Linked DNA regions of Homo sapiens: region 1 is linked to region 2. A link is a loop called in an ENCODE intact Hi-C map of the cell type or tissue named here. Cell type or tissue: B cell. All regions are shown on one strand. Links, peaks and the distances in the headings refer to the core of each region. The heading gives the core; the rest is flanking DNA.

The links. A loop is a pair of places that touch in the nucleus more often than their neighbours do. Peaks named below come from ENCODE experiments on the same cell type or tissue, not always from the same donor. Only the 100,000 strongest peaks of a DNase experiment are listed, where the experiment ranks them.
Region 1: it touches region 2 in a loop (2.6-fold over the local background); 2 of 110 quality-filtered maps call a loop at or near these places.

The regions. Positions count from the first base shown.
Region 1 is chr10:101,978,677-101,993,949 of GRCh38, reverse strand. ARMH3 (armadillo like helical domain containing 3) reads left to right here. Exons shown (of 26, transcript NM_024541.3): 17 at 347-412; 18 at 1,912-1,981; 19 at 3,339-3,399. Among named protein-coding and RNA genes, the nearest start is that of ARMH3, 70 kb to the left of the region's middle. In B cell, for the core only: no CTCF peak of the experiment used is centred there; a DNase peak (open chromatin) is centred at 7,269; H3K4me3 peaks cover 1,017 bases; H3K27ac peaks cover 5,730 bases.
Region 2 is chr10:101,893,866-101,909,138 of GRCh38, reverse strand. The region is part of intron 23 of ARMH3 (armadillo like helical domain containing 3); the gene reads left to right. It overlaps LOC124902492 (a long non-coding RNA gene), which reads right to left and starts at 4,493. Exons shown (of 2, transcript XR_007062269.1): 1 at 1,989-4,493. RefSeq lists a silencer at 430-479 and enhancers at 6,010-6,673, 6,673-6,832. In B cell, for the core only: CTCF peaks have their summits at 7,454 and 7,654; DNase peaks (open chromatin) are centred at 5,088 and 7,598; H3K4me3 peaks cover 385 bases; H3K27ac peaks cover 5,509 bases.

The sequences.
Region 1 (15,273 bases), core at 3,072-11,071, 85 kb before region 2:
ACTATCACAAACAGAGCCAGCTCCTTGGGCAGATGGGACGGAAGAGGGAATAGGAAAACAGATTACTCTCATTCCTCTCAGCATCTGCCTTAAGTCCCTGCGTCTTAATTTTTATTGTTTTTGCTTGGAAATTTTTGACCAGTTAGAGATACACTGGGAAATTACACTAAAGAAAAATCTCATGGCTTAAGTAGGGTTTGACATAAGGCTCTAGGCTCATCCTATTAGCTGTCCAGCTGATCCTTGAAAGTAGTTCTCAAAGTCCAAGGATTTGTACGAAGTGTGATAGATTACAGTTTCTTAAATATAGCTCTCGCTTCTTACTTTTTCTCTATATTTTTATTAGGATCAATATGCCAATGCATTTTTGCATGATGACAACATGAATTTTCGAGTAAACTTACATAGAATGGTAGGTGTTTCTTTTGCTTCTTGTTTTTTCTTAGAGGAAATTTTTTGTATGTCGGCAGGGTTGGGATGAAATTGATCTTACTAGAACAAATGTGGGTGGAAAGTTGTGCCAAAGGGCTTTGCATGACGGCTGTTCAACAGACCCATGCTTGTTGTTGGGATTTTTGTGTGTCATGGAGCTGTTTCTTAATCAAGAGTTTTGGAAGATTCACAAGCGTGGCAATGATACTGGATTTCTTTTTTTTTTTTTTTCTTTTTTTGAGGGAGAGTCTCTCTCTCTCTCTCTCCCCCCCAGGCTGGAGTGCAATGGTGTGATCTCTGCTCACTGCAACCTCTGCCTCTTGGGCTCAAGCAGTTCTTCTGCCTCAGCCTCCTGAGTAGCTGGGATTACAGGTGGCTGCCACCACGCTCGGCTAATTTTTGTATTTTCGTTACAGATGGGGTTTCACCACGTTGGCCAGGCTGGTCTCCAGCTCCTGACCTCAGATGATCTGCCCGCCTTGGCCTGCCAAAGTGCTGAGATTACAGGTGTGAGCCACCGCGCCTGGCCTGATACTGGATTTCAATAATATAGGTTTCAGCAAGGAAATGGTTCTAAGCCTTTTGTTTTCAAAATGTAGTATAATTTTTGAGTGGCTAAGACTAGCTGCTGCTCAGATTTGTTCATCTGAGAAGTGGGCAAATAGAATATGGAGGATCAGGGAATTTCTTAAAGCTTGGAGGTATGTTAAAAAATATCACATTGAGGGCCGGGCTTGGTGGCTCATACCTGTAATCCCAACACTTTGGGAGGCCAAGGCGGGATCACAAGGTCAGGAGATTGAGACCACCCTGGCTAACAGGATGAAACCCCGTTTCTACTAAAAGTACAAAAAATTAGCCGGGTGTGGTGGCAGGCACCTGTAGTCCCAGCTACTCAAGAGGCTGAGTCAGGAGAATGGCGCGAATCCAGGAGACAGAGCTTGCAGTGAGCCGAGATCGTGCCACTTCACTCCAGCCTGGGCAACAGAGCGAGACTCCGTCTCAAAAAAAAAAAAAAAATTACATTGAGGTTTAGATGTAAAACTTTCTTTATTTTTTTGCAACTACTACTGTTGCTGCTTCTATAGGTGGCACCATCACTTCCTCTTTTTTTTATTATTATTATTTATCGTCAAAGAAAAACACCAGTGTACCTCTTTTGTCGTTAGTAATGCCACTTATATAACTAAAAGCAAAGTAAAACCAACAGTTTTCCCATTGTAGTATTCTCTAGTGCCCTTTGAGGTTGTGAATTGTAATTTTGTAACAGGCGTGCATTGATAACTGAAGCATTCACAAGTCCTCCCTTCCCCGCCTCATCCCATGCTACCTCATTCCTCTCCCACCATGTGAAAAAGAGAAAGAAAAGGAAGTATCCCTGTAATAGTGATTTTATTTGCACAAGGAACATGATGATGGGCCATTGGATGTCAGTGCCGGTGTCTACTAATTTCCTTTCTTCATTTTTTTGGTGTGAAGCCTATGAGACACAGGAAGAAGGCAGCAGACAAGAATCTTCCCTGCCGTCCTTTAGTATGTGCAGTACTGGGTGAGTGAGTATCATCAACATTGACATTGTTCTGTGACAGCGATAGGCTTTCATGATGAAGATGAAGAGTAGAACCTGTTTGATGTGCTTCTTCCGCAAATAAATTATTAGTTGTGTTTTTTCCCTGGCCTAAGAATCATGTTTATTGTTGTGTTTGGTAAAGCAACCCCAGTTATAGAGTGGTCAATAAAAGGGTCCTGTTGTTCAAAGAAAAAAGTCATTCCAGTGAGACAAATGGCTGTGTCTAAACTTGATACATGATTTACAAGATACATGATCAAGATTTCAGGCTGGGCGCAGTGGCTCACACCTGTAATCACAGCACTTTGGGAGGCTGAGGTGGGCGGATCACTTGAGGTCAGGAGTTTGAGATCAGCTTGGCCAACATGGTGAAAACCTGTCTGTACTGAAAATACAAAAATTAGCTGGTCGTGTTGGCGTGCGCCTGTAATCCCAGCTACTCAGGAGGCCGAGGCAGGAGAATCGCTTGAACCCAGGAGGCAGAGGTTGCAGTGAGCCAAGATCACGGCATTGCACTCCAGCTGGGGCGAGACTGCATCTCAAAAAAAAAAAAGATTTCAAATTCTTCCCATCCTTTCTTGGTTTGAATTGATGTGCTGGCTGGCCAGGAGGCTTGAAGTTCATGGTTTACATATACAAAACTTCCCCTGAGTATATTAAACTGAGATGAGGCTGACTGAGTTGACAGGTAGGGGGCTGTATCTTGGGTAATTTTGTCTGTCCAGAATTCTGCATTTTCCTCAGGGAATTAGCTGAATTCTTAATCCCATTTCACTTGGATATTCAGCCCCAGTTTCTAAATCTACTTAATTTTAGAAACAGTAATTAAGGCTGTATAATAAGCCTCTCTTGACCCAAAGCCCCACAGCCCATTTCAGTCAATATCTGTCTAACTGAGCATGATAGTAAGATGAGATTGACTGACATAGCTTTAGAGCTGAGTCTCTGGTTACACAAATGTGATCCATAATTTCTTCTCAGAGCTTGCTTCATTGTCTAGTCTCAGAATATGATTTCCCTTTGGCAGTCTGCATTAATGCCATGGGATGAAATATCTATACAATGAAATTTTCCATTTATCTGAATTTATTGGCAGGTCAGGGTATCCTTCTGGAGGTCAGCAAGTGAAATAATTTCTTATTACTTTACAAGTGGCAGGTGGTGAACAGTGTTACACAAAATGCGTTATATAAAATAAGTGTATATGAATAAAGATGTGGTTAGTGGATGCCGTTCAGTGTGAGTGCAAGGTGTACTCAGAAGCTTTTTTTCCAACTCAAAGACAAGAAATGAATTCCATTGTAATTGATCCAGTTTTTCTCTATTCCCCTTTCAGACCTGATGGTAGAGTTTATTGTAACACACATGATGAAGGAGTTTCCTATGGATCTCTATATGTAAGTACAAATATGTACACATTTAATGTGTACAAATCTATTTTAAAGAACTGAATGTTAGAAAATTCATGGTCTGTGTAGGCCGGGCGCCATGGCTCACGCCTGTAATACCAGCACCTTGGGAGGCCGAGGCGGGCGGATCACAAGGTCAGGAGATCGAGACCACGGTGAAACCCCGTCTCTACAAAAAATACAAAAAATTATCTGGGCGCAGTGGTGGGCGCCTGTAGTCTCAGCTACTTGGGAGGCTGAGGCAGGAGTATGGCGTGAACCCAGGAGGCGGAGCTTGCAGTCAGCTGAGATTGTGCCACTGCACTCCAGCCTGGGCGACAGAGCGAAGACTCTGTCTGGGAAAAAAAAAAAAAAAAAAAGAAAGTTCATGGTCTGTGTATACTTTAAGAAAAACACATTTGCATGTGGAGAAGTGTTAGGGAACATTTTCTGGCCTGGATCTGTACATCTTTTCAGAAGAGGTAATAAGCACAAACCACAATGTGGATTCTGCACATATCCGCATGATCACTTCTAGGCACACTGCATGAAGAGGGAGCCGACACATGAATATAGTGATCGCAGGGGTCTGTTGTAATCAAAGATATGCAATACCAGCAGACCACTTAGTTGTCTCTGAGCTTTCGCATTAGGTAGGACGAATTTAGAGAGAGATAGCGCTTCTGATCCATTCTTAGCCTACATTGTCCTGACAGCCTAGCTGGAGCCCTATTATCTGGGCAGATTATGTCTCCAGTGGCCTCGCCGGGAGAGTCCTGCCTCCTGAGGAGAACTGTTTGACCATCACAGTTTTTTGTTTTTGTTTTTGTTTTTGTTTTGAGACGGAGTCTCACTCTGTTGCCTAGGCTGGAGTGCAGTGGCATGATCTCGGCTCACTGCAACCTCTGCTTCCCAGGTTCAAGTGATTCTTCTGCCTCAGCCTCCCAAGTAGCTGGGATTACAGGTGCACACCACCATGCCCTGCTAATTTTTGTATTTTTACTAGAGATGGGGTTTCACCATCTTGGCCAGGCTGGTCTCTAACTCCTGACTTCAGGTGATCCGCCCACTTCAGCCTCCCAGTGTGCTGGGACTACAGGCATGAGCCACCACACCTGGCCGACCATCACAATTCTTTATAATGAGCACAACTGGAGGCAACTCAGAATCATCATATTTTCTTTTTACTTTGTGACAGGGCCTCACTGTGTTGCCCAGGCTGGTCTTCAACTCCTAGGCTCAAGCAGTCCTCCCACCTCAGCCTCCCAAAGTAGCTGGGACTACAGGTGTGTGCCATTACACCTAGCCATTATCATATTTTAATAAAGTTTAAACCTTAAGAGTTTTGTTTCTCCTTTGCCACTCCTCCTACATTCTTCTCTTTAACACCCAAGAACAGCTGTGCCACATTAATGTGATCTCAAATATGTATATTATCTTTAGTCCTTATAAAACATCTGAATTGAGTGTGACATCAGAATTGCTCCCTCCGATTTTTGGGCAAGAGGGTAATTTGGTGAACAGCAAATTGAGTAAAGCCCATTGCAGTGCCAGGCCTGGGATCTAGGGAGGTATAAAGGATTTCAGTCTAAATAGAGTAGACCTCTAGCTTGCTTTTTTTTTTTTTTTTTTTTTTTGAGACAGAGTCTTATTCTGTTGCCTAGGCTGGAGTGCAGTGGCATGATCTCAGCTCACTGCAACCTCTGCCTCCTGGATTCAAGTGATTCACCTGCCTCAGCTTCCCGAGTAGCTGGGACTACAGTCGCGCACCACCATGTTGGCTAATTTTTGTATTTTTTAGTAGAGACAGGGTTTCACCACATTGGCCAGGCTGGTCTAGAACTCCTGACCTTAGGTGATCTGCCTGCCTTGGCTTCCCAAAGTGCTGGGATTACAGGCGTGAGCCACTGTGCCCAACCTTCCGGCTTCTTAGATTGCTTATAAACTATATAGTCTTGCTTTCGTAGGTCTGAAATAATGATACAAATTTTACTTTTAGGTAAGTAGGTTGCAGTTTGCATTTTTCCATACCTTTTGGGTGTTTAGAAGTAAGTCTGATCCTTTATTTCAATTCAAAGACCATGAACAGTTGCTTTTTATAACACTTAACAGATGAGTGTTCAGCTTATTTTAGCTGGGGTCCCTGAACTTCATTATCTTAGGGTTCAGATTTGTTTTTGCTATGGACTTTATTTCTGGCTTATTTTATATCCTAGTTTTAGGATGTGCTATTTACTTTGTAACACGTATTACTGTAGTTTCAATTTTTTCATTTTAAAAGAAAGGAAACTGAGGCTCAGGAGATTAATTACTTTGCCCAGGGTTATTCTGTTAGTAAGCATCATTGCCTAGATTTGAACCCAAATTTTCTTACTATAAATTCTGAACTGTTACATTCCCAGGTGTATTAGTTATCTACTGCTGTGTAACAAACTACCCTAGACGTAGTGGTTTAAAACAAACATTTATCACCTCACAGTTTCTGTGGTTCAGGAATCCAGGAGAAACTTAACTGGATAGTTTTGGCATAGGGCCTCTCAAAAGGATGCTTTTTAAGGAATAAAGGTAATATGCATACTTGAGGATCACATTAACGTGGCACAGCTTTTCTTAAAGAGTGTTAAAGAGAAGAATGCAGAAGTGGCAAAGAATTAAAAAAAACCTTAAGGCTTAAACTTTATTAAAATAAGATGATGACCAGGTTAGTTGGGGCAGCAAGTATCTGAGATTCTACTGGGGCTCAAAAATCTGCTTTCAGGCTCACCTAATGGTTGTTGGTAAGCCTCAGTTCTTCACCACGTGGGTCTCTCCGTAGGGTTGGTAGGCATGGCAGCTGTCTTTCCCCAAAGCAGTTAATCTAAGAGAGAAAAGGGGAGCGAGAGCCCAGGATGGAAGCCATAGTATCATGTATAACCTAATCTCAAGTAACATATCATTTCTAATGGTCACACAGACCAACCCTGTTGCAATGTGGAAAGGGACTATATGAGTGTGTGAATACCAGATTGGGGTCCATCTTGCAGGCTGGTACCACAGTTGCACAGCTAGTAAGCTGCATAACTAAGGTTAAAATTCATGTCTGACCCCGGAGGCTGTTCTCTTAATCATGTCTGTGATAAGTGATGGAGGAAAGATTTGTATAGAGTGACTATGCTGACTGGAGCATTAGAGAAGATATCGGAAGGTTGCATTTGACCTGAGTCATGAAGAAACACTAGGGATTTTCTGTGTGGAGGAGTCAGGGAAGGACATACCACGTAGGGGACCAGCATGTTTAGGTGCTTGGAGGCTAGAAAATGTGGTATGTTTGGAGAATAGAGCATAATTCCAGGTGGTTAGAGTGTAGAGTGCATGGAGGGAGGATAAGAGAGTAGAAAAAAAGCTTGCCCAAGATTAAGTGGATGATGAGGAACAGTTGAAGGTGGGGCTGATATGATAAGATTGTATGTTCATTACTGTAAAGTTACAGGTATATTATCTGTTTACCCAAACCCCCACATTTCTAGCCAATGAACCTGGTCTACCCAAATGTTCTAACTCCCTCCTCGCCCTTGTTCATAACTTCACCCTCAAAAGAGTTTTTATCTTGCCTTGCTTTCTTAGGCGCTTTTTCCACCTGCTCCTTAATTTACTGCCCTGGGGTTAGGGAAGATGGAGAAGATAACGAGGCATCAAGTTGACAGAGGCTGGGCAGAAGGTCCCACCCTCAGGCTGAATTCACTTTCTTCATTACTACCCCTGGGCATGTTTCCAGATCTTCCTTCCCCCACTTCTAGCTCCCTTTCCAGTTTTTAGAATTTGAAGCATCAAGTCCTTATCAGGTGAACTTCCTGCTTCCAGCTGGGCAGCAGGCCAGGCTGCTGCTCTCACTTCTCATTATGTACCCCTTTTCGGCAGTATACAGCAGAATGAGAAATTGAAAGCAAAATGAATTTCTGCCATTTCAGATAAGTTTATAATCTTCCTAGTGAAATATGAAGAAATATGGAGTTTGGAAAGACTTAATACTCAAAGCCAGAATCTGGGTCAGAAATGAAACAATTTCACATCTGTGTGTGAATGCTGTAGGTAATGATGGGGGAAGGTGCTTATACTGAAGAAAAAAAAAAAAAGAAAGGTCTTGCCTGGAGCAGTTAAGAGGTAGCAAAACCGAACCAATTACTTTCACCTCCTAGCTGTACTCCTTGATTCTTGCTGCCACTCTCACTGCCACCACAGGATTGGGGAGTGAGGGGATATAGTCTCTGGGAGAGTAAATTTTCCTTTAAGTTACTCTTACATCGAAAACTTGGACTCTTCTTAAGTCACATATTTCCAAACCTGTAGGTAGGCATCAGAAGAAAGGTACAGACTTCAGTGGGTCCTACAGGAAGATTTCAGGAGAAAGTGGAACTCATTTTGTGTTGAAATAGGAAATTGCTACAAGCATGAAAGAAGCCCCACAAGAAGCACTAAATTTAGAGTCATTCTGCCAGTACATACATATGTGTGTGTGTGTTTGTGTGTGTGTGTGTATTTTATTTCATTTATTTTTATTTTTTTTTGAGACAGAGTCTCTGTGTTGCCCAGGCTGGAGTGCAGTGGCATGATCTTGGCTCACTGCAACCTCCGCCCCCCAGGTTCAAATGATTCTCATGTCTCAGCTTCCTGAGTAGCTGGGATTACAGGTGCCCACCACCACACCCGGCTAATTTTTTGTATTTTTAGTAGAGACAGGGTTTCACCATGTTGGCCAGGATGGTCTTGAACTCCTGACCTCCGGTGACCCATCCACCTCGGCCTCCCAAAGTGCTGGGATTACAGGAGTGAGCCACCGCGCCTGGCCTATGTGTGTAATTTTTTTTTAGAGGCAGGGTCTTGCTTTGTCGTCCAGGATGTAATGCAGTGGCACGATTATGGCTCACTCTAACTTGGAACTCCTGGGTGCAAGCAATCCTCCCACCTCAGTCTCATGAGTAACTAGGACTACAGGCTTGCACCACCATGCCTGGCTATTTTTATATTTTTTGTAGAGATGGGAGTTTTGCTGTGTTGCCTAGGCTGTCTTGAACTCCTGGCCACAAGTGATCCCCCTGCCTCAGCCTCCCAAAATGTTGGGATTTACAGGCATGAACCACTATGCCTGGCCTCCAGTATATATATATGCACACACATATACACATGTATGTATGTATATATACGTATTATATATACATGTATACATATATGTGTATATATAAACCCATGCGATCTGTATATATATATGTATATACATGTATATATACGTGTGTATATACGTATATACACATACGTATATACACATATATATACACACGTATATATACATGTATATACGTATATATATACATATATACGTATATATATACACACATATATATTCATATATGTGTACACGTATATATACATTATATTTATATATGTACACATGTGTGTATATATATGTACACGTGTGTGTGTGTGTGTGTGTGTGTGTGTGTGTGTATATATATTTTTAGATGGAGTCTCTTTCTGTTGCCCAGGATAGAGTGCAGTGGTGCTATTTCAGCTCACTGCAACCTCCGCCTCCCAGGTTCAAGCAATTCTCTGCCTCAACCTCCCAAGTAGCTGGGATTATAGGCAAGCACCACCACGCCCGGCTAATTTTTGTATTTTTGGTAGAGACGGGGTTTCACCATCTTGGCCAGGCTGGTCTTGAATTCCTGACCTCGTGATCGACCTGCCTCATCCTCCCAAAGTGCTGGGATTACAGGCGTGAGCCACTGTGCCTGGCCTCCAGTATATATATATATTTTTAAGGCCATAGCAGTGGTTAAAATTTTCATTCTGCTTGATAAATAGTATAAATTATTGAAACCACAAGGCTAATGATGTCACCTGTTGGTGACTGTGGAGACAGGAACAGAATCTAGGAGCAGTGCTGGAGTGGATGTGGATAGATGGCCGCAGGGGTTGGGGATGTAGGTCGCATCTCATTGGTGCTCTGGAGTGGCTCAGTGTTGGTGGGATGGCGTTATCAAAGGGGGCCAAATATAGGCCGTCCAGACCCAGGCCATACGAGAGGTGCTGGCATTCAGGAATGTACTGTGTGTGCATAGGTAGTCATGTATGGGCAGCATCTAGTCACATTTGCTGGCTGCAACAAAGCCATTAGCACCAGGAACCTCATGACTCTCAAGTTCATGGGAAAATTGACAGATGAGTTTGTAGATTGCTAAGGCAAATCATGCTCAAACAAGGGCATCATTAAGTGACAACTGTATCAAACAGGATCACATCACAATTTCTAAAAATCAGCAAATTATTTGGAAACAATTAGGATGATTTATATTGCAACTTATGTCACTTGGTAAGCAATTTTGGTACAGGCTTATGAGTGTAAAAAAACATAGTGTTTTTTCTGTTTTCTCACTCAACAACGACAATCAACACAGAAGACTTCTATGACCAAATGTGGGGAGGGTTTAGTCCCTACACACCAAGCAAGCAATCAGTTCTGTAGCAGATAGCAGCTGGGTGTACTGTATTTCAATTCTGACACTATCTACCTGGAGGTAGTTTCAGATCCCATGGGTTTAGGGCTCAGTCCCTAAGACTACCCCTGGCTTTCAAAGCCAATCAGAAGCCCAAGGTTATTTTGCCTGTGTTTCTGATGGACCGGCTATAAATTGGGGTTCCTACAACCTCCTCCTTAGGTTTGATTAATTTGCTAGAGTGGCTCACAGAATTCAGGGAAACACATTTACCAGTTTATTACAAAGGATATTTTAAAGAAACATATAAACAGTCAGATGAAGAGATACATAGGGTGAGGTCTGAAAGGGTCTGGAGCCCAGGAGCTTCTGACCCCATGGAGTTGGGGTGTGCCAACCTCCCTGCACGTAGATGAATTCTTGTTCGCCTTCCTGTAGGCCTCCATGTGTTTAGCTATCCAGAAGCTCTCCAAACCCTGTACTTTTGGTTTCTTATGGAGATTTCATTATGTAGGCATGTTTGATTAAACCATTGGCTGGCCATGGTTCATGCCTGTAATCCTAGCACTTTGGGAGGCTGAGGTAGATGGATCACTTGAGCCCAGCCTGAGCAACTTGGTGACACCTTGTCTCTACAAAAATTAGTTAGGTGTGGTAGTGTGTGCTTGTAGTCCCAGCTACTTGGGAGGCTGAGGAGGGAGGATGGTTTGAGCCGTGGAGGTCAAGGCTGCGGTGAGCCGTGATTGCACCACTGCATTCCAGCCTAGGTGACAGAGTGAGACCTTGTCTCAAAAAATAAATAAAATAAAATAAAAACCACTGGCCATTGGTAATCAACTTAACCTTCAGCCCCTCTTCTCTCCCTGGAAGTCAGGGCTAGGGCTGAAAGCCCAGCTCGCTAATCATGCCTTGGTCTCCCTGGTGACCAACCCTCATTCTGAAGCTACCTAGGGGAGGCCAGCCGTCAGTCACCTCAACATACAAACAGACATCACTTTGGAGATTCTAAGGATTTTAGGAGTTGTATGTCAGGAAACAGGGTTGAAGACCAAATATATATTTTAGAACAGTGGTCCCCAACCTTTTTGGCACCAGGAACCAGTTTCATGGAAGACAATTTTTTCACAGATCTGGGGGCAGTGATGGTTTCGAGATGATCCAAGTGCATAACATTTATTGTGTATTTTATTTGTTATTATTACATCGTAATATATAATGAAATAATTCTGTAACTCACCATAATGTAGAATCAGTGGGAGCCTTAAGCTTGTTTTCCTGCAACTAGATGGTCCTGTCTGGGAGTGATGGGAGACAGTGACAGATCATGAGGCATTAGATTATCATAAGGAGCCACAACCTAGATCCCTTGCATGCGCAGTTCACAATAGGGTTTGTGCTCCTATGAGAATCTAATGCTGCCACTGATCTGACAGGAGGCAGAGTTCAGGTGGTAATGCAGACCATGGGCAGCAGCTGTAAATACAGTTGAAGTTTCCCTTGCTCACCTGCCACTCACCTCCTGCTGTGCAGCCTGGTTTCTAACCAGTACTCGTCCATGGCCTGGGTGTTGGGGACCCTTTTTACAATATCACAAGGTTAGTTTATTAGAGAATAAAAGGGAATGACTTAAAATTTTTCCATGTATGTATTGATTTATAGATTATTTTTCTGTACGGTTTGTAAAATACATGTTTTTTTCTTTTTTTGAGACAGTCTTACTCTGGCATCTAGGCTGGAGTGCAATGGCGCAATCTCAGCTCACTGTAACCTCCGCCTCCCGGGTTCAAGCAATTCTTGTGCCTCAGCCTCCCAAGTAGTTGGGATTACAGGCCTGCACTACCACTCCTGGCCAATTTTTGTGTTTTTTTTTTGGTAGAGATGGCATTTCACCATGTTGACTAGGTTGGTGTCAAACTCCTGACCTCAGGTGATCCACCCACCTTGGCTTCCCAAAGTGCTGGGATTACAGGTGTGAGCCACTATACCCGCTATACCCGGCCTGTAAAATATTTTTAATATCACTGCTGAAGGTACCCCAGTCTTTGTTTTTTTTTTTTTTTTTTTTTTTGAGATAGAGTCTCGCTCTGTCGCCCAGGCTGGAGTGCAGTGGTGCGATCTTGGCTCACTGCAAGCTCCACCTCACTGCAAGTTCACGCCATTCTCCTGCCTCAGCCTCCCGAGTACCTGGGACTACAGGCACCCACCACCGCGCCCAGCTAATTTTTTGTATTTTTAGATAGAGACGGGGTTTCACCGTGCTAGCCAAGATGGTCTCAATCTCCTGACCTCGTGATCCACCCGCCTCTACCTCCCAAAGTGCTGGGATTACAGGCGTGAGCCACCATGCCCGGCCTGTACCCAAGTCTTTTAAGAGAGTACTGTTTAAATAGTTTTTACTAAATTCTGTCTGAGAGGCTCCTGCAAGACCACTTAGGGAGTGAGAAGAACAGAGAGAGATGTGAATAATGGAGCAAGTAGAATAAGCTAATAAGGTAGCAATGGAGGCTTATTATTCGGAGTGCTATGAAAATATCTGGAGAAGAGTAATTTTAGGACTTTAGCTTATAAATTTAGTTCAATTCACTTGTATCCTTGGTACGTTGTTAGGCATTTTGTTTATTTATTTATTTTTAAGACGGGCTATCACTATGTTGGCCAGGTTGGTCTTGAACTCTTGGCCTCAAGCAGTCCTACTGCCTCAGCCTCCCAAAGTGCTAGGATTACAGGCGTGAGCCACCAAGCCTGGTCAGTTGTTAGGCATTTTAATTCCTCTACCTGGTGTCTCTGGCTCTCATTCTGCAGAGAGAGGTTAGTAGTGTTTTCTCTGCTTTCTTCTTTTCTCCTCTGGTAAGAAGCCCAAGAAATTAGCTACCCCTGTTTTTTTTCTTTTTCTTTTTTTTTCATTATTTCTTCTTAAAAAAACAAAAAAACGATTACATGTGCAGAATGTGCAGGTTTGTTACATAGGTATATGCGTGCCATGGCCTATTGACCCATCCTCCGAGTTCCCTCCCCTCACCCCCCAACCCCCCAACAGGCCCTAGTGTGTGTTGTTCCCCTCTCTGTGTGCATGTGTTCTCAATGTTCAGCTCCCACTTATGAGTGAGAGCATGCAGTGTTTGGTTGTCTGTTCTTGTGTTAGTTTGCTGAGGATGATGGCTTCCAGCTTCATCCATGTCGCTGCAAAGGACATGATCTCATTCCTTTTTCTGGCTGCATAGTATTTCATGGTGTATATGTACCACATTTTCTTGATCCAGTCTATCATTGATGGGCATTTGGGTTGGTTCCATGTCTTAGCTATTGTGAATAGTGCTGCAGTGAACATACATGTGCATGTGTCTTTATAGTAGTAGCTACCCCTATTTTAGCTTGATTCCGTCAGCTGTCAGATTGATACCCCACAGATTAATGTGGTGTCTGCTAAAGTCAGTAGGGTCTTGGGATATTCTTTGTCTCGGGTTATAGCCATAGAACTTGAAAGAGTCTCAGGCTGGGCACGGTGGCTCCCGCCTGTAATCCTAGCACTTTGGGAGGCTGAGGTGGGCGGACCGCCTGACGTTGGGAGTTTGAGACCAGCCTGGCCAACATGGTAAAACCCCATCTCTACTAAAAATATAAAAATCAGCCAGGCATGGTGGCAGGCATCTGTAATCCGAGCTACTTAGGAGGCTGAGGCATGAGAATCACTTGAACCCAGGAGGCAGAGGTTGCAGTGAGCCGAGATCATGCCACTGCACTCCAGCCACTGTGACAGAGTGAGACTCTATCTCAAAAACAAAAACAAAACAAAACCCCCGAAAGACAAAAGGAGGAGCCGGTTTCATTTACCTGAAACTAGCAGTTTACCTAGGTTCAGTTTTCTAGGAACTTTATAGCTTAGTATAATAAGACTTAAGCAATAGCATTCAGTTGGTATACAGTCAAGATTTGTTGAATGAATGAATGAAAAGGGTAGGTCTGACAGTTTCTTCTAAACCTTTTGGTTTGTGTGATGAGCCTGGAGTTCCAGAGGGGTACAGTCCAAGCCTTGGGCCTGTGGTTGACCAAACCCTCCCTTAACTAAAAAAGTCCTAATTTAAGTACTTTTAAGGCAGCGAGGATATGACAAAGTGAGACTTAGAATCTGGATTTAGTTAAGACATTGCATTTTAGGCCATTTAGAAACCTCTATACACTAGGGATTCTAAGGGCTGAGATCATAGTTAATTGAATGTTGAATTTGTGAATTTAAATTGAAAATAGGAAATATAAAAGCTAATCCTCTCAAATGAAGAGTATCAATTTATCCACCTAACATAGGCTATTAAAGTGGACATTTAATGGCTTAATCAAGAATCCAAGCATACCTAGTTATAGAATATATGAAATGAACATTGCCGTGAAAGCTGTAAATTGCATATCTTGACAAATATTTGGAAAACGTAGGCCACAGAGTTTTTTTTAAGCAGCTTTAAATTATACAATTTAGTGTTTTTAAAATATATTCACAGAGTTGTGCAACTATTACCACAAACTAATTTTAGACCATTTTCAATCGACCCTTGCATAAAGAAATCCTGTACCCAGTAGTAGTTACTCTTCTGTATTTCTTCCTCTGTCCTCTCCCTCAGGCCTAGATAACCCATGTCTACAAAAATTAAAAAATCTACTTTTTGTCTCTATGTATTTGCCTATTCTGGACATTTTATATAAATGAAATAATAGAATATGTGGATTTTTACTACTGACTTATTTAATTTAGCATACTATTTTCCATATTCATCCATGTTGTAGCCATTCCTTTTTATGGTTAATATTTCATTGTCTAGAATACAACATCGTTGTATTTATTCATTCACTAATTGATAGACATTTGGGTTGTTTAGACTTTTTGGGTATTAGGAATGCCACCATTACTGTTTGTATACCAGTTTTTGTGTGGACATATATTTTGTTTTATTTTTATTTTTTCTAGAGACAGGGTCTTACTCTGTTATCTGGGCTGGGGTGCAGTGGTGCAATCATAGCTTCAAACTCTGGAGCTCAGGCGATCCTCCTGTTTCAGCCTTCTGAGTAGCTGGGACTATAGGTGCATGCCACTGCACCCAGCTATTTTTAAATTTTTATTTATTTTTATTTTATATTAATTTAATTTAATTTTATTTTTTGAGATGGTGTCTCGCTTTGTTGCCCAGGCTGGAGTGCAGTGGCGCCATCTTGGCTCACTGCAACTTCGACCTCCCGGGTTCAAGCAATTCTCTGCCTCAGCCTCCTGAGTAGCTGGGATTACAGGCGCCTGCCACCACGCCCAGCTAATTTTTTGTATTTTTAGTAGAGACGATGTTTCACCATGTTGGCCAGGCTGGTCTTGAACTCCTGACCTCATGATCCACACACCTTGGCCTCCCAAAGTGCTGGGATTACAAGGCAT
Region 2 (15,273 bases), core at 2,764-10,763:
CACTGCGCCCAGCCCTGGTCTCTTTTTTTCTTTTCTGTTCTGAACATGGTACTATCTTCTGCATTTCCACTCAATTCTGTGTCCATAGTGTGCCTTCACTTTTAAATTTAAAAATCTTTCAATACTTACTTTTTAAAACTAGAAACAAAATTTAATTATAATTAAAATAATAGTAGGGCCAGGGGTGGTGGCTTACACCTGTAATCCCAGCACTTTGGGAGGCTGAGGCGGGTGGATCGCCTGAGGTCAGGAGTGCGAGACCAGCCTGGGCAATGCAGTGAAACCCCTTCTCTACTAAAAACACAGAATTAGCCGGGTGACGTGGTGCATGCCTGTAATCCGAGCTACTCAGGAGGCTGAGGCAGGAGAATCGCTTGAACTCGGGAGGCGGAGCTTGCAGTGAGCTGAGACTGCGCCATTGCACTCCAGCCTTGGTGACAAGAGCGAAACTCTGTCTCAAAAAAAAAAAAAAAAGAAAAAGAAAAAACCCACAGTGGTAATTATTTTACTTTAATTAGCAGTTCTGATTTATGTAATCATAACTGTAACTTGGTGGTTTTCAACTGATATGATTTTACCCTCTGGGGGACATTTGCTATATTTCAGTTGGCACAACTTGGAGAAAGGAGGATGTATTACTGGCATGTAGTAGGTAGAGGCCAGCTATGCTGCTAAACATTCTACAGTGCCCAGGACAGCCACAGCAACAAAGTAGCCCCAAATGTTAGTAGTGCTCATGTTGAGAAACCATGCTGTAACTCACGTTATCACATAAAATATTAAGTAAATATATTACATTGTTAAATTAATATGTAAAAAGTAAGTCATTTTAACTGAATCCATTGACATCAACTAGATTGATGATGTATTTACATGCATTACTAGAAACAACACACCTGCCCAACACATGTACTGTAATACAGCAGTAATATCTTATACAATGCAGCAGTTAAAGTGAAATGTAGCCCTACCAAAACAATACAATTGTATTTAGTGGAACAAAATTTAAACTACTTTAGTTTTTTTCATTTAAATTAATAAAATTTAAAATTCAGTTCTTTAGTTGCACTGGCCATGTTTCAGATGCTTAGGAGCTACATGTGGCTGGTGGCTACAGGACGGGTCTAGAGGAAGATCAGATATGATGGGTTGGCTAAAAATTCCTTACACTGTAAGGCAAGGGATGAGGATGGTTGACTTGTTACTGCAGGGCTTGAAGTGCGGCATGGGAGCTGGGTTTAGCCTGGTTTCTATAGCCACTATTTTCCTATACTTGATTTCTAAAAATAGAGAAATCAACACATTGTTTTATTAGGATACTACCTTGGGTTTTAACCTTGCATTTTCCAAGATCGGTTACTGCTGAAAAACAGGCCTGACTCTGGTAGTATAATAGATTCCCAGCTATTTCTGTGTACCACTAGGATGAAACTGTGGAATCAAAACTATTATCCCGGCCCAGCACGGTGGCTCACGCCTGTAATCCCGGCACTTTGGGAGGCTGAGGCGGGTGGATCATTTGAGGTCAGGAGTTCGAGACCAGCCTGGCTGAAATGGAGTAATCCTGTCTCTACTAAAAATACAAAAAAATGAGCTGGGTGTGGTGGCGCATGCCTGTAATCCCAGCTACTCAGAGGCTGAGGCATGAGAATCACTTGAACCCAGGCGGCGGAGGTTGCAGTGAGCTGAGATTGCACCACTGCACTCCAGCCTGGGCGACAGAGTGAGACCCTGTCTCAAAAAAAAAAAAAAACAAAAACAAAGACAAAAACAGTTATCCCAGTTCCTGAGCTTCTATTCACACTTTGTTGAAATTAGGAAGAAAATGAAGATATATTATATATTCACTATAACTTCTCAGTAAATACTTTTCTTTTGCTTAAAAAATACCTTTCCATAGATCTAGAAGAGCAAGGAGTTCAAAATATAAGCAAATTATATCTATAAATGTATCTAAATAGGAACTTAAAGGAACCAAAGCTTGTTACCTTTGTCAAACAGGATGTCAGGTCGTCTCCCCGTTGGTAGACATTTAAAGCACCAGTTTGGTAGCTCTCTGAAGACTAGTGTTACGAAACTGTCTTCTTTCATCCCTGCTTGTTCCATCTTAAACTGAAGGCTTTAGTCTAGACAGGTGGAAAGTCAGATATAGAATTAGTTCAAGGGGAGGGTACCTTGTATCATGGGGCATGTAAGTGACTGTTTTTTTCCTAGAATAGAGAAACTGGTGTTAACTGGTAGGAAGTGCTGTTTATTTTGCCCTTAACTGTTTTGAAGCTACATATCTGATTCTTCACAGCTGCCTAGGTGAACAGGCTTCACAGTTTTTACTACCAGCATGGTCTTGCCTCTTGAACGTCATTCCCTACCCAGAGGTCCCACAAGTACTTCAGACTTGACATTCCAAAGAAAATGCCTTATTGCCCTACCCCTACAATTTAAGAACTTTTCTCTCCTATGTTTACCTTCCCAATTAATGGTGTCATCATCTGTTTAGTTGCCTAAAGTAGAAATCTCAGTTACTTTAAATTCTCTGTCTGCTACCCAGTCAGTAGGTTCTTTCAACCCTGCCTTCTAAATATCTCTCAAGTAAATTCTTCTTCCCCAATGCTACAACCACTATTTTATTTCAAGGTCTCATAATCTCTCATGTTATAAGAGCCTCCTAACTGTTCTTTTTGCCTTCAGACTTTTTCTTATAGCAGCCACTATTCAATTTGTTCAGTCACAAGTTGGATTTCAGAAGCATAGGTCTTTACACTGCTGGTGGGAGTATATGTTAGCAGCATCACTTTGAGGGCAGTTTGGCAACAGCTAATAAAGTCAAAGTTGCCCAAACCTTATGACCCAGTAACTTCACCCCTAGGTACATTTCCTTGAGAAACTTTCTCAAACAAGGATGTATAAACAACAACGTTGATTGCAGTATTAATCCAAAATAAATACCAAAAGAAAAAACAAAAGGAAACCAGTTACATTTCTATGAACAGGAAAATGGATTGTGGTATATTTATACAATGAAATGTGATACAACACTGAAGATGGACTAGAGCTAAACAAATCAGAATAAGTCTCACAAATATAATATTCATTAAAAAGTAAGGTGCAGAATGTAACATGTACGTAACATTTAAGAACACAAAGTGATATGTTATTTAGAGACACGTTTGTATTTAGTAAAAGGATAAACACTCTGTATAAGAATGATACTCCGGGAAAAGACGGACAGACAATCAAAAAGGGGTTCATGGAGGGTTTGAAAGGTAGTTATAATTCTTTCTACAATTAGATGGTAGGTATATAAGCATTCAGCGTATTCTTTTTTGCACCTTTTTGTACATCTGAAATATTTCATTAGGAAACCACCAGATTTTAAGTCTTGCTTGATTCTTCATCATTGATAGGGATAGGATAATGTCCAGACCTTTTTGCATGACATTTGATCCCAACCTACCTTTCTAGCCTTATTTGTTGTCACTCTCCCATCTATCCTAAGATCTGTCCCAATTAGACTTGGCCATAGAGTCTCAAATTTCATACCTCTGCACATGCTTTTACCTAGAATGTCTTCCCTCTTCACTTTTCACCTACCAAAATTCTGTTTATGCTTCAAAATCTAGCCCAGATGTAACCTTCCTTGAAAGCTTCCTGGATTCTTTGAGAGAGAATGATTCACACCTGCATTGCCAAAGGGTTTTGTACATTTCTCTCTTGTAGCATTTATCACATTGTGGTATGGTTGTTTACATGTCTGTCCATCACTAAATGGACAGAGACCATGACTTTTTTACTTCCGTAATTCCTGCCCCAGCACAATCCAATATGTTACGATAAGTGTTGAGTGAATGGGTGGATAGCAGAATGAATGATTTAATCTTCCAAGGCCTTTACATTGCCATCATTGTCTTCCAGAATCATCACCTGACCTGAGGTCTTAAGCTACAGAAATGGATATTGAGATGCCTAAGAAGTCCTATAGGACTTTGCTTCTGATTGTGTTTCCCAAATGTGTCTGTGGAGCCCCGTTATAAAAGTCTGCTTCAGATCTTAACAGACAATAGGAAATATAGTCTTAATAGCTCCTGGATTAATCCAGTATAGCCAGGAAGTATGCTTTGAAATTGTTAGAGTCCCTTTCTCAGTGATGAACTGAGTTGTTTTTTCTTTCTTTCTTTTTTTTTTTTTTTTGAGATGGAGTCTCTCTCTGTCCCCAGGCTGGAGTGCAGTGGCGTGATCTTGGCTCACTGCAACCTCTGCCTCCCGAGTTCAAGTGATTCTCCTGCCTCAGCCTCCTGAGTAGCTGGGACTACAGGTGCACACCACCACACCCAGCTAATTTTTGTATTTTTAGTAGAGACAGGGTTTTACCATGTTGGCCAGGCTGGTCTCAATCTCCCGACCTCGTAATCTGCCTGCCTCGGCCTCCCAAAGTGCTGGGATTACAGGCATGAGCCACCATGCCCAGCCAACTGAGTTTTTTTTTTTTAATCCCAACACTGTAGAATTTACTGACTTCCAATTCCCTCCAGAGTAACAGGAAGACGGCCGAAAGGCTTTAATTATCCAAAATGGGGCTTTGAGACAACTAAAGCCACTTTGAAGTAAATTATTGATAGCATTATGCATTGTTTTTCTTTCTTTTTTTAAGTAACAAGTCAAAGTAATTAGTGCTATTTTTATCTTTGCAGATTCACTGAATTATAAGGGATTTTAAGGCTGCCTTAAAAAAAACTCCTCACTGGCTGAGTGCTGTGTTGCTGTCATTTATGTAAGCTAGAGGCCCTGCTGAGGGAATGTGTGTGTGTTCTGGGGCTGTTTCACATGCCACTGGTGTAGGTGTTTGGACGCCTTACTGCTCTTGGCGGTAAGGTGTTTGCTCAGGCTCTTCGTGGCATTAAAGGTTCTCTTCTGTGTTTCTCACTGAGGACCTTCCCAAATGTATATTATTAATCTTATAAGCCAAAAGAGAACCAAGGACACTCTTATAACAGGCAGCTGCAAAGCCAAGCCATTTAGTGTCGTCAGTGTGGTTTGGTGGAGATCAGAGACTGGAGGCTTCAGTGTGGCTTTAAGTGGAACAGCTGCATCACCAGCTGGAGACTGACAGCCGCAGAGGGCGGGCACGGCACAGCTGAGATCCATCTACTCCCATGGGAGCCTGAAAGACCTGCCTCCAACTTAGAAAACTGCTTTGTGTTTACAGTTAGTTTAGGGGAGAAGAGGTAGAGAACCTGCCCTGGCCTGTCTCCATGAGCATCTTTGAGTCAGTACTGAGCAAACAGGTGTAAACAGGACCCCAACAGGCAGAGGTCTTGTGGCTTTCACAAAAGTTGTCCTGCTTCCCCTTAGATGGAAAATATTTAAAATGAGACACTGGGAAAGGAAGCTATAACTTTTATCTTTAGTTTACTGGAAAAATTTGACTATTTGTTGAAGGCATGAACCTAATTTTTAACTAGTAAGGTTTCTTTTGTTTGATTTAGTAAAAGTTCGGTATCAGTCTCCTTCCCTGTAAGAAAATGTGCCCACACATTCTCACCTTTCCTTGCCTAATTATAAACTAATTCATATTTTGAGACTCTGCTCAAGCACCCTGTCCTTCAGAATGTCCTTTCTAAGCCTGCAGGTTGGGCTAAGCACCCCTCCTCTGTGCTTCCATGATACCTTTTGTCTACTCTTTGTCTGCCTTAGCCTTTACCACATCATAATGAAATTATCTGTCTGTCGTGTGTGTCTTTTCCATTTATGAACTCCTTGATCTCTGGGATTTATTTTATTCACAACCTTCATTGCCTAGCGTAGTGCCTGCACATGATAGGTATTCATATGTTTGTCAAACAAACTGAATTATCAAGAGTCACTGGCAGTGCTGGCAAACCTTTAGCTTCAGATACTGTAGAACTTCCTTCTAGGGACAGAGATTCCTTGACTATATGAGAAAGCAGTCAATTTGCAGAGTAAGAGAGGAGAAAATATAGAAGTTCTGTTTCTAAAACAGTGCTTATAGCATAAACAAAGTTCTTTAATTACTTTAAAACTAAATTTCTCCTTTTGGTAGCGTCACCTTTCAGGAGGAAGAAAACTTACTGCTCTTTCTGGTATATTGAAGAGATGGCAGCTAATAACCTCTTTGTGAGCATAAAACAATTATACCAGCCTCCTGTGGAGACAATCTGCCAGAGCCAACCGCCTCACCCTCCGCATGGGCTTCATTTTCTTACTCTGGAATCTCATCGACTCTCCCCTAAAGACCTTCATCTTGTTGCACTATTATGATGAATGTTTGGAGCTGGCTCTCACCCCCTGCTTTACTAGCTATTACTGGAGGTGCCGTCAAAGAATCAGGCCCCAAATTTATCCTCCCATTAAGTCCTCTCCTGGGCAGCGCTGCTTGGTTCTGAGTAGCAGTCATCTAGTTTCCCCTCCTTTTCCCACCTCCCGCTGCCTTTGAATGTAAGGAAACTGCAGGCCCTGTTGCAGACAAAGAGCTGTGGTAGAAAGTAAGGTTGCAAATCACTTTCTACCACAGCTCTTTGTTTGCTCTTGTTCTAGACCTGAAGAGAAGTGCGCACGTATGAGTGCCTGTGCGTGCATCTGCTGTGAGACCTCCAACATCATTTTCTGTCACAAGCCCAGCCCAGAAGTGCCACAAGTGACATTTCTTCAGTTGGTTGGTTGTATCTGTCTCCCAGCAATGTCTTTAGGATTTCTTCTCCATAATAAGTTAGAGATGTATCGGTTTCTGGACACAGGGACCTTACCTACTTCTGTCTATTCATATCTGTTCCTCTGAGTAATAGACATATGGTCTTTGGCTTTTTAAACTAGTTATATGATTTTTTGAATTTGTCTCACAGCTACTCTTAACAGCCTTCCCCTTGTGAGAGTTTCTGTTGAATAAAAGCTTTCTGGGTCTCTGATGTAGTTGGTTGGCATTTGGTCAATTTGGGGCTTTCATTTTGACTCTCAAAATTATTTGCAGAAAGAAATAGGGCCAAAAGGTGCTTCAAGTGCCATTTGTAAATCTTAGGATAATTGATAAGTATTCATTTATTCTAGCAAGCAGTGGATTTTGTTAAATAATAGATACTGATTAGGTCTCAACAAATCTGACCCTGTTAGCTTTGGTGCTAACTCATTAATAAAGCTGATGTTGAGGCTGCCATTAACATTAGAAAAGCGATGTTCCCTAGTAATATTTCTTTCCTTGAGGAGAAACTATTTTGCAATGAAGTTTTAACTTCTTCCCTTTTCAGAGAGACTATCAACTTCACTTAGGCAGAACGGTTCAATACTTTGGGCAGCTTGTTTATTCTTTATTTACTTCTTGATTTACCAAACTATCCCATTTTCTTTACCTCACTGACATAACTGCTACCCAGCCCCCCTGCTTTCTCCCATCCTCTCTACCTCTCAAGCCTCCCTTCTGTAGCCAACCCTACCACCTGCCACAGTATCCACACCCAGGCTTCTTATAGGAAGCCATCTCTGTGAGGGTCTGTCTGAAAGCAACATAAGTCAGTGCTGGAGCAGGTGAAAGCAGCCTGCTTTTTCAGAGCTGACGAGAAGGGCGAAGCTCTCTGTCACAGTGGGTGGGTGAGCAGCTAGGGCCGAGTAACGCCACGTCTCAGTGGTTAGCACCTGCAGGCTCAGAGCTGACAGTGCACTGTAATAAGATTCATCTTTGTTCACTTAACTGATGTGGGCTTTATGGTAAATGTTCGTTTGCTTAATTACTTTGGCAGACTTGCTGATTGCCTTTCCTGAGGAGTTCTAAAAGGTCCCCCTGGGATGGAGTATAAGCCTGTTTCCGTGTCTTTTAATTTCATTCTTTTCCTGGAGTACTTGAAAACCAGTACGTGATCCATATGGCCCACCCTCTCATCTCTCCTGTATGTGAACATCAGGACCACTGCTATCTAGTATGGAATCCATATGGCCCACACTGGACCACTGGGAAATCTTGACAGGTTTCTTCCTCCTTTGTGCACATGAGATCCTCCTCCTCCACCACTGAGGTATTATGTATGGCTCATCTAGTCTAGTTTAGGATTCATATGCCTCTTTTTCTCTAACTGGCATGGGATCCACAGAATATTTCCCTCCTTCCTCAGTCTAGCATGTGATCCACTAAAATAATTTCCCTTTATTTTTAGAGACAGGGTCTTGCTCTGTTGCCCAGGCTGGAGTACAGTGGCATGATCACAGCTCACTGTAACCTCAAACTCCTGGGTTCAAGCAATTCTCATGCCTCATCCTCATGAATGGCTAGGGCTATAGGTGTGCACATTATGCTGGCTAATTTAAAAAAAATTTTTTGTAGATATGGGGGTCTCACTATGTTGCCCAAGCTGCTCTTGAACTCCTGGCCTCAAGCAGTTCTCCCACCTGGGCGTCCCAAAGTGTTGGGATTACAGGCATAAGCCACTGTGACCAGCCAATTCGCCTTTATTTTTGAAGTGACGGGAAAAGAAGACTAGTCAATTGCTCATTTTCTTGCTCTCCCATGCTTAAAATTTAAGTGTCTTATAATAAATTGATTAATTGGGCTAATGGGAATGAGGTGTAATTAAAATATTTCAGGTTTTTGTCTCATGCCAGTTTTTAAAAAGTTCTTAATTCATATTCAAGAGATTGGAATGTTCACCATTAATCAAAATTAGATCAGTTTTGGGGGTTTTGAGCTTATCTCCAGTGCTTCAGAATTCCTCTTAGGTATGTGTTAGGATTTTCTTATGTTCTGAAAAGGGACAGAACATCTAATACACATTTTCTTATAGGCCATTTTGTTCCTTTATATTCATTTGGCATTTCTGAGCGTGTAGAGGAGCCTTGCTTCTGGAAATAGGAAATCCAGGAAAAGGGAAATAGGAAAACCAATTCCAAAGATTATTAGAGGTTTTCATTCTGTAGCCCCAGGAACTCTGCCAGTAACTTCGGACCTGCCACTAGAGAACAGAGTAAGGTAGTCAGAAGCACAGAGTGATGGATCTGAGCAACGATAGGATAATCTTATAGGTGTTTTATGTTTAGGAAAGTTTTGGAGCCTCTTTTCATTTATTGAAAGATTTAATAAAAAGTAGACATAAGGGGAATGGATTAAGTGATGATGCCTTTTATGGAAATGTAGATGGTCCATTTGACTTTTGTGGTTCTTTCAACACTTGTGGTTCATTCTTCTCCATTTACATTGGATCATTGGGTAAAGTAAGCAACTAGATGCACTGGTCAGTAGTTTATCCTTCTTGCTGGTTGTCAAAATGCCTTTTATACTAACTAAGGTTCCATTTTTGTGTCTTTGGTCCTGAAAAGAATGGCCACAGGGACAGTAGTATAATTTATGGAGGGAAATAATTGTCCTGAAAGGGTTAAGACCTAAACCTTAGGGGGTAAGTTAGAAGGATAATCCTAACAGGTCAGTTGCTGATGTTTTGATTAGATAGTTTCAAAGTGAAAAGGTTAGAAGGTATTCTTACTTGAGGTTTTATTTTGTTTAATGTTAATCAGCAGAGTCTTTGAGGCTTGTAATGCACTTCTGTTAACAGGCATCAAGGGAAATTGCTTTTTTTGTTGTTGGTGATTTGGGTGGGCTGAAGATTCATTGACTCCATGAAGAAGGAAGCTTAGTACTGCATGAAATGGGAGTCTGTGAGGCAATTCTGAAGGTGAAAGAAATGTTAGTTTAAAATTAAATAACTCAACCTCAGATGAACCATTTTAACTACTGCCACATACACTCAGTCATACCTTTACCCCTTCTCAAAAGCCAGTATTTTACCTGTATGCCTGAAGGTTTCCCAGGTAAAAGCAATTACGAATATGATGGTTTTCTTGTCTTTAATCTCAGATACCTGAGAACATACTCTGTAGTATATTGCATAGTAGTATATCACTGGACTGGTCTAGGAAAAGGGAAGCTGCCTTGGGGGAAAAAAAATTCCTTAGGGCTAGTTAGATGGTATACAGGAAAACAGAGAGGAAAGTTTTGGAAGTGAAATTCAACCAAAGAAACTACTACTCAGAGAGGTTGGTCTCTTGCCCAAAGTCACACAGTTAATAAGTGGAGGAATCCAGATTTTTTCAAATCTCCTTTCTCTAAAGCCTTGCTGTTTTCTGTATGAACCATGTTGTTCGGGGAAGCAATGGTATTTTAACTGGGCCTTCAAGGAAAAAGATGACTTAGGCTTTTTAGTGGTGATAACATTCTATGTGAAGAGATCCAGGTAAACAAAAGCAAGACATCCAGGTGTAAATATTTAGTAAGCATTTGAAAATACAGGGCTACAGCTCTTAATGAGGTTGGAGCTTAAGATCCAAATTTTTTACTAAGCTTGAGAAATTCACCCACAATCAGACTCGTTAATGTAAATCTGGTAGTCTTATAAGAGTAGTTTTAGGGTGAAACCTTCAAGAATCTTCATATACATACATATATGTGTGTGTGTGTGTGCGCGTGTGCGCGTATTGAGTATAACAGTTATGTTTCCTCCTTCCTTGGAATGAGAGTTACAAAAACAACTTTTGCTTGTTTTTCCCTGTTCTGCCTGAAAGATGTACATAGCAGCTTTTAGAGATAGCCTGCTTCCTTCAGGTATCTCAGTAATGAAACAATCGCCATGTTCTGAGCTTCTGAATGAAACTATTTATTTATTGTTTCATTAAAGACTCGTAGATGCTTCTGTCCATGGGAGATTGCATTTTGGAGGATTTGCTTTAGCTTTATATTGGATATGAGGAGGAATCCACATTTTCTTTTTCTTCTTCTTTTTTTTTTATTTCTTAAGACTGGGTCTTGCTCTGTCACCCAGGCTAGGGAGCGCAGTGGTGTGATCATGGTTCCCTGCAGCCTTGACATCCCTGGCTCAAATCATCCTCCCATCTCAGCCTCCTGAGTAGCTGGGACTACAACAGGCACATGTCACCATGCCCAGCTAATTTTAAAAAAAAAAAATTTTTTTTTTTGTGCTCCTGAGCTAAGCACTTCTCCCACTTCAGCCTCGCAAAGTGCTGGAATTACAGGGGAGAGCCACCGTGCCTGGTCCACATTTTCTCTTAAGCTATATTGCCTACATTGTTAAAGGAACATTTCCATGCTTATCTTTAATGCAAGTTCGACATTAACTATGTGTCTCAGTTAACAACCACCCGGCACTTGGGAAAAGAGAGCTGCTTTGCAGAGTCATGAGTCAGAGAGAATAAGTTTACAATGGACCAAGAAATCCCCAGCCGGTTTACTGTTCATCCTTACTGTTCCATCTATCCACTTCATTTTGCTTCAGCCTGTATAAGTGACCTCTATCTTCTGCAGTCAGAAGTTGACAGTTGCATTGGAGGGTGGCCCAGATTCCTGCTCTTAAAGGTGCATTGGGCACAGTGCCATCCCTCACTGTGGCTGGCTTTAGCAATTTCTCTTTACTATGATGTTGTCTATTTATTTTTCCTTCCCCTTTGGGACTTTCTAATTCAGTGGCTTTAGAGGCCCCGTATCAGAATAAAACACATTCCCCCACACCTCACCTCATCCTCCCCACCCTCAAACAAACACACAAACAAAACCTAGGCTTACTTTTAGAAGGTATTAGATTACTTAAAAAAGGAATGCCAGAAAGCTTTCCTCTAGCCTCTTGATATGACTTAAGAGGAAGAAAAGCTTTATTGTCATCAGTGTCAACTTTTGCTCCTTCTTTGGGAGGACAGCTGTTCATGTCTGAGCCACCTTTTTTCCTGGGATGAGGATAAAACATTTTAATTTTTATTTTCATACTTTGGGAGGATAGCTAGTGATTCTGGATCTCCAGAAGCAAAAGCTACTTACAGTGAAACTGGACAAAATATTGGTGAGCAAAATAAATTTGGTACCTGCTGTCTTGGAGCTTTTAGTTCAAGTTTCAGAGAAGCTAGAGGTTTGGTTAGAAATTACATTCTCTTTTCCCACTAAGTTCTGTCTGTGGGTAGAACTCCTTTCCCCTTCCTTGGGCCTTATTACTACCCATATTTCTTTAAATCCTCTTCCCAATTCTGTTTCCCTGAATAATGTGGGCAACTCCAACTATTGCTGGAAAAATAAATTGGTAAAGGATGTTGAGAATAAGAGAAACTTTCTTCTCATCCACCAACCCTGCCACCCCCCTCAACATCCTATTCCAGCAGCCAAAAGTTGACATCCTTTGCCACATGCAGAACTTTTGACTTAAGTATATCATACATATTACCATGAGTTGGACTCTTCTCACCTCCAGGTAGGGTCAGTCCTTCCTGAGCATGTGCCCTTCAGCACCAGTCTCACTCGTCATCTCTGCCACCTTTTGTGGTATTGCACCACAGAGCCCTCTCTCTCCAGAAGCTCCTGAAACTCCAGCTTCTGTAATTTATAGGATAGTCCATGGCCCAGTGAGCTCCTTTTCCTACTGCCATCAGCATTGCTAACATATGCAAGCTTTAGAAAAGTTTTCTTGGTGAGTGAATCACCCTGGGAATCACCACATTAATTCTGTGTGGAACTGGTTGGAGAAAGCAGCTTGCTCAAAAACTGCTGGGGCCAAGGAGGCCATAATCATTTATATATGATACAGTTCATCCACTTAAAGTGTACAGTTCATGTTTTCTGGTATAATCATAGGGTTGTACAACCATCATCACAATCTAACTTTAGAATATTGTGTTCCCCCTGAAAGAAACCCTATACCCAATAGCAGTCACTCCCTATTCTTCCCTAACCCTCCTTGTAGCCCTAAGCAACCATGAATCTACTTTCTGCTTCTACAAATTTGCATATTCTGGACCTTTCCTATAAATTGAAGTAGCTGTACCATTTTACACTTCCACCAGCAATGTATGAGAGTTCTTCTCCACATCCTTGCCAACACTTGTTATTGTTTTGTTTGTTTGTTTGTTTGTTTGTTTGTTTTTGAGACAGGGTCTGTGCTCTCACCTAGGCTGGAGTGCAGTGGCTCCACCTTAGCTCACTGCAGCCTCGGCCTCCTAGGCTCAAGTGATCTGCCCACCTTGGCCTCCCAAGTAGCTGGGACTACCGGCACACGCCACCATACCCGGCTAATTTTTTTTTTGTAATTTTGTAGAGATGGGGGTCTCCCCATGTTGCCCAGACTTGTTTTGAACTCCTGGGATTGCAGGCATGAGTCACTGTGCCCAGCCTTGCTATTCTCTTTTTATCACTATCCTAATGGGTGTGAAGTGGTATCTCATTGTGGTTTTGATTTGGATTTCCCTAATGACTAATGATATTGAGTATCTGTTCTTGTCTATTCAAATAATTTGTTCTTTTAAAAATTGTATTATTTGTGTGTAATTTATTGTTGAATTATAAGAGTCCTTTATATATTCTGGTACAAGTTTCTTATCAGACAAAATTTGCAAATATTTTCTCTTATTCTGTGGATTGTCCTTTCACTTTCTTGATGGCATTGTTTGCAGCACAGTTTAAACTTCAGATTGATCCACTTTTTCTTTTTCATTTGTGCTTTTGGTGTTTTATCTAAGAAATCACTGCCTGACCTCAAGTCATGAAGATTTACTTTTAAGAATTTTACAGTTTTTAAGGGCCGGGCGCAGTGGCTCACACCTGTAATCCCAACACTTTGGGAGGCTGAGGCAGGCGGATCATGAGGTCAGGAGATTGAGACTATCCTGGCTAACATGGTGAAACCCCGTCTCTACTAAAAATACAAAAAATTAGCCGGGCGTGGTGGCGGGCGCCTGTAGTCCCAGCTACTCGGGAGGCTGATGCCGGAGAATGGCGTGAACCCGGGAGGTGGAGCTTGCAGTGAGCCAAGATTGCACCACTGCACTGCAGCCTGGGCGACAGAGCGAGACGCCCTCTCGAAAAAAAAAAAAAAAAAAGAATTTTATCGTTTTTAGACCTTATATTTAGATCTGTGATCCATTTCGAGTTGTTTTATGTGTGGTATAAGGAAGGGATCTAACTTCATTCTTTTGCATGTGGATAACTACTTGTCCCAGTACCATTTGTTGAAAAGACTATTTTTTCCCTATTTAATTGCCTTGCCACCTTTGTCGAAGGGAAACCTTAATCTTTTCATAATGGCTATGTTTTCTCATTCATTGTCCACTCAAACCTTCCTGTATTTTCTCACAGTTCTGGAGGCTAGAAGTCCCACATCAAAGTCCAGCAGGGTCAGTTTCTGGTGAGAGCTGTCTTCCTGGCTTATGAGATGGCAGCCTTCTCACTGTGTCGTCATGTGACAGATAGCAAGAGAGCTCTCTGGTGCCTTTTTTTTTTTTTTTTTTGGCAGAGTTTCGCTCTTTTGCCCAGGCTGGAGTGAAGTGGCATGATTCTGGCTCACTGCAACCTCTGGCCCCTGGGTTCAAGCAGTTCTCCTGCCTCAGCCCCCCAAGTAGCTGTCAGGTTTTGACCAGTAAAAGTGAGAGAGAAGTACTGTTAGAATCTCCCAGAAACCCCCTCCCCAAAGGTTCAGAAAAGATGGTAGTAAATCCTTTTGGAGGTGCTATCAGTGAGAAGGAAAGCCTAAAGAAAATGGAGAGATTCCTCCTTCATCTATAAACGTGGTGCCTTATCTTTCTCCCGCCAAGAGCTAGTCAAGCATGAGTCCTAGTCTAGCGCCTTGGCCAGGTGGGATGGTGTGGAATCACAACCCAGGTGAGCCTGGTAGCCGTCAGACTTCCTGGGGAAGGAGAAGCGACGTAATTCAGTTACTGCAAAGGTGTGTCACTCAGCTTGGTCTGGCTTAGCCTGGTTCCAGTCTTCTGTCATTTCTGTGCCATGTCAGGACATATTTCCATTTCACTAGTACAAAGTACTAAGAACTTTAATGGGAAGCCTCCAAGCCCTGTCTGGAATTCCTTTCTAAGAGCCTGGAGAGAGAAGAGCCAGTGTTAGACTATTTTTCTTACTGCTTAGGGCGAATACCCTCCACCTGGCATCTCCAGGACATTAGGTTAGCACTCAGATTTTGCAGATAACAGTCCCAAAGAAACAGCAAAAAAAACATAAGGCCGACACATATACTGCCTTTGTGGGTACTGAGTTAGAGACTACTAACTGAATCTAGACTGTTCCACCTTACTCAGGTTTCTAAACAGTTTCTCAGCCTGCCTGGTGGGAGACCTTAATCACCTGCTTAGATCTGAAGTTCTGAGATGAGATTGTCACAGGGCAGGTTGGAAGATGATTTTATCTTCATTCCAAATATATATTCCCAGAGTGGTAAATACCCTCAGGATAAGTTTGCCCAAACAATATCAGCATGTATGTCCTGCAGTATGAAGAACAGG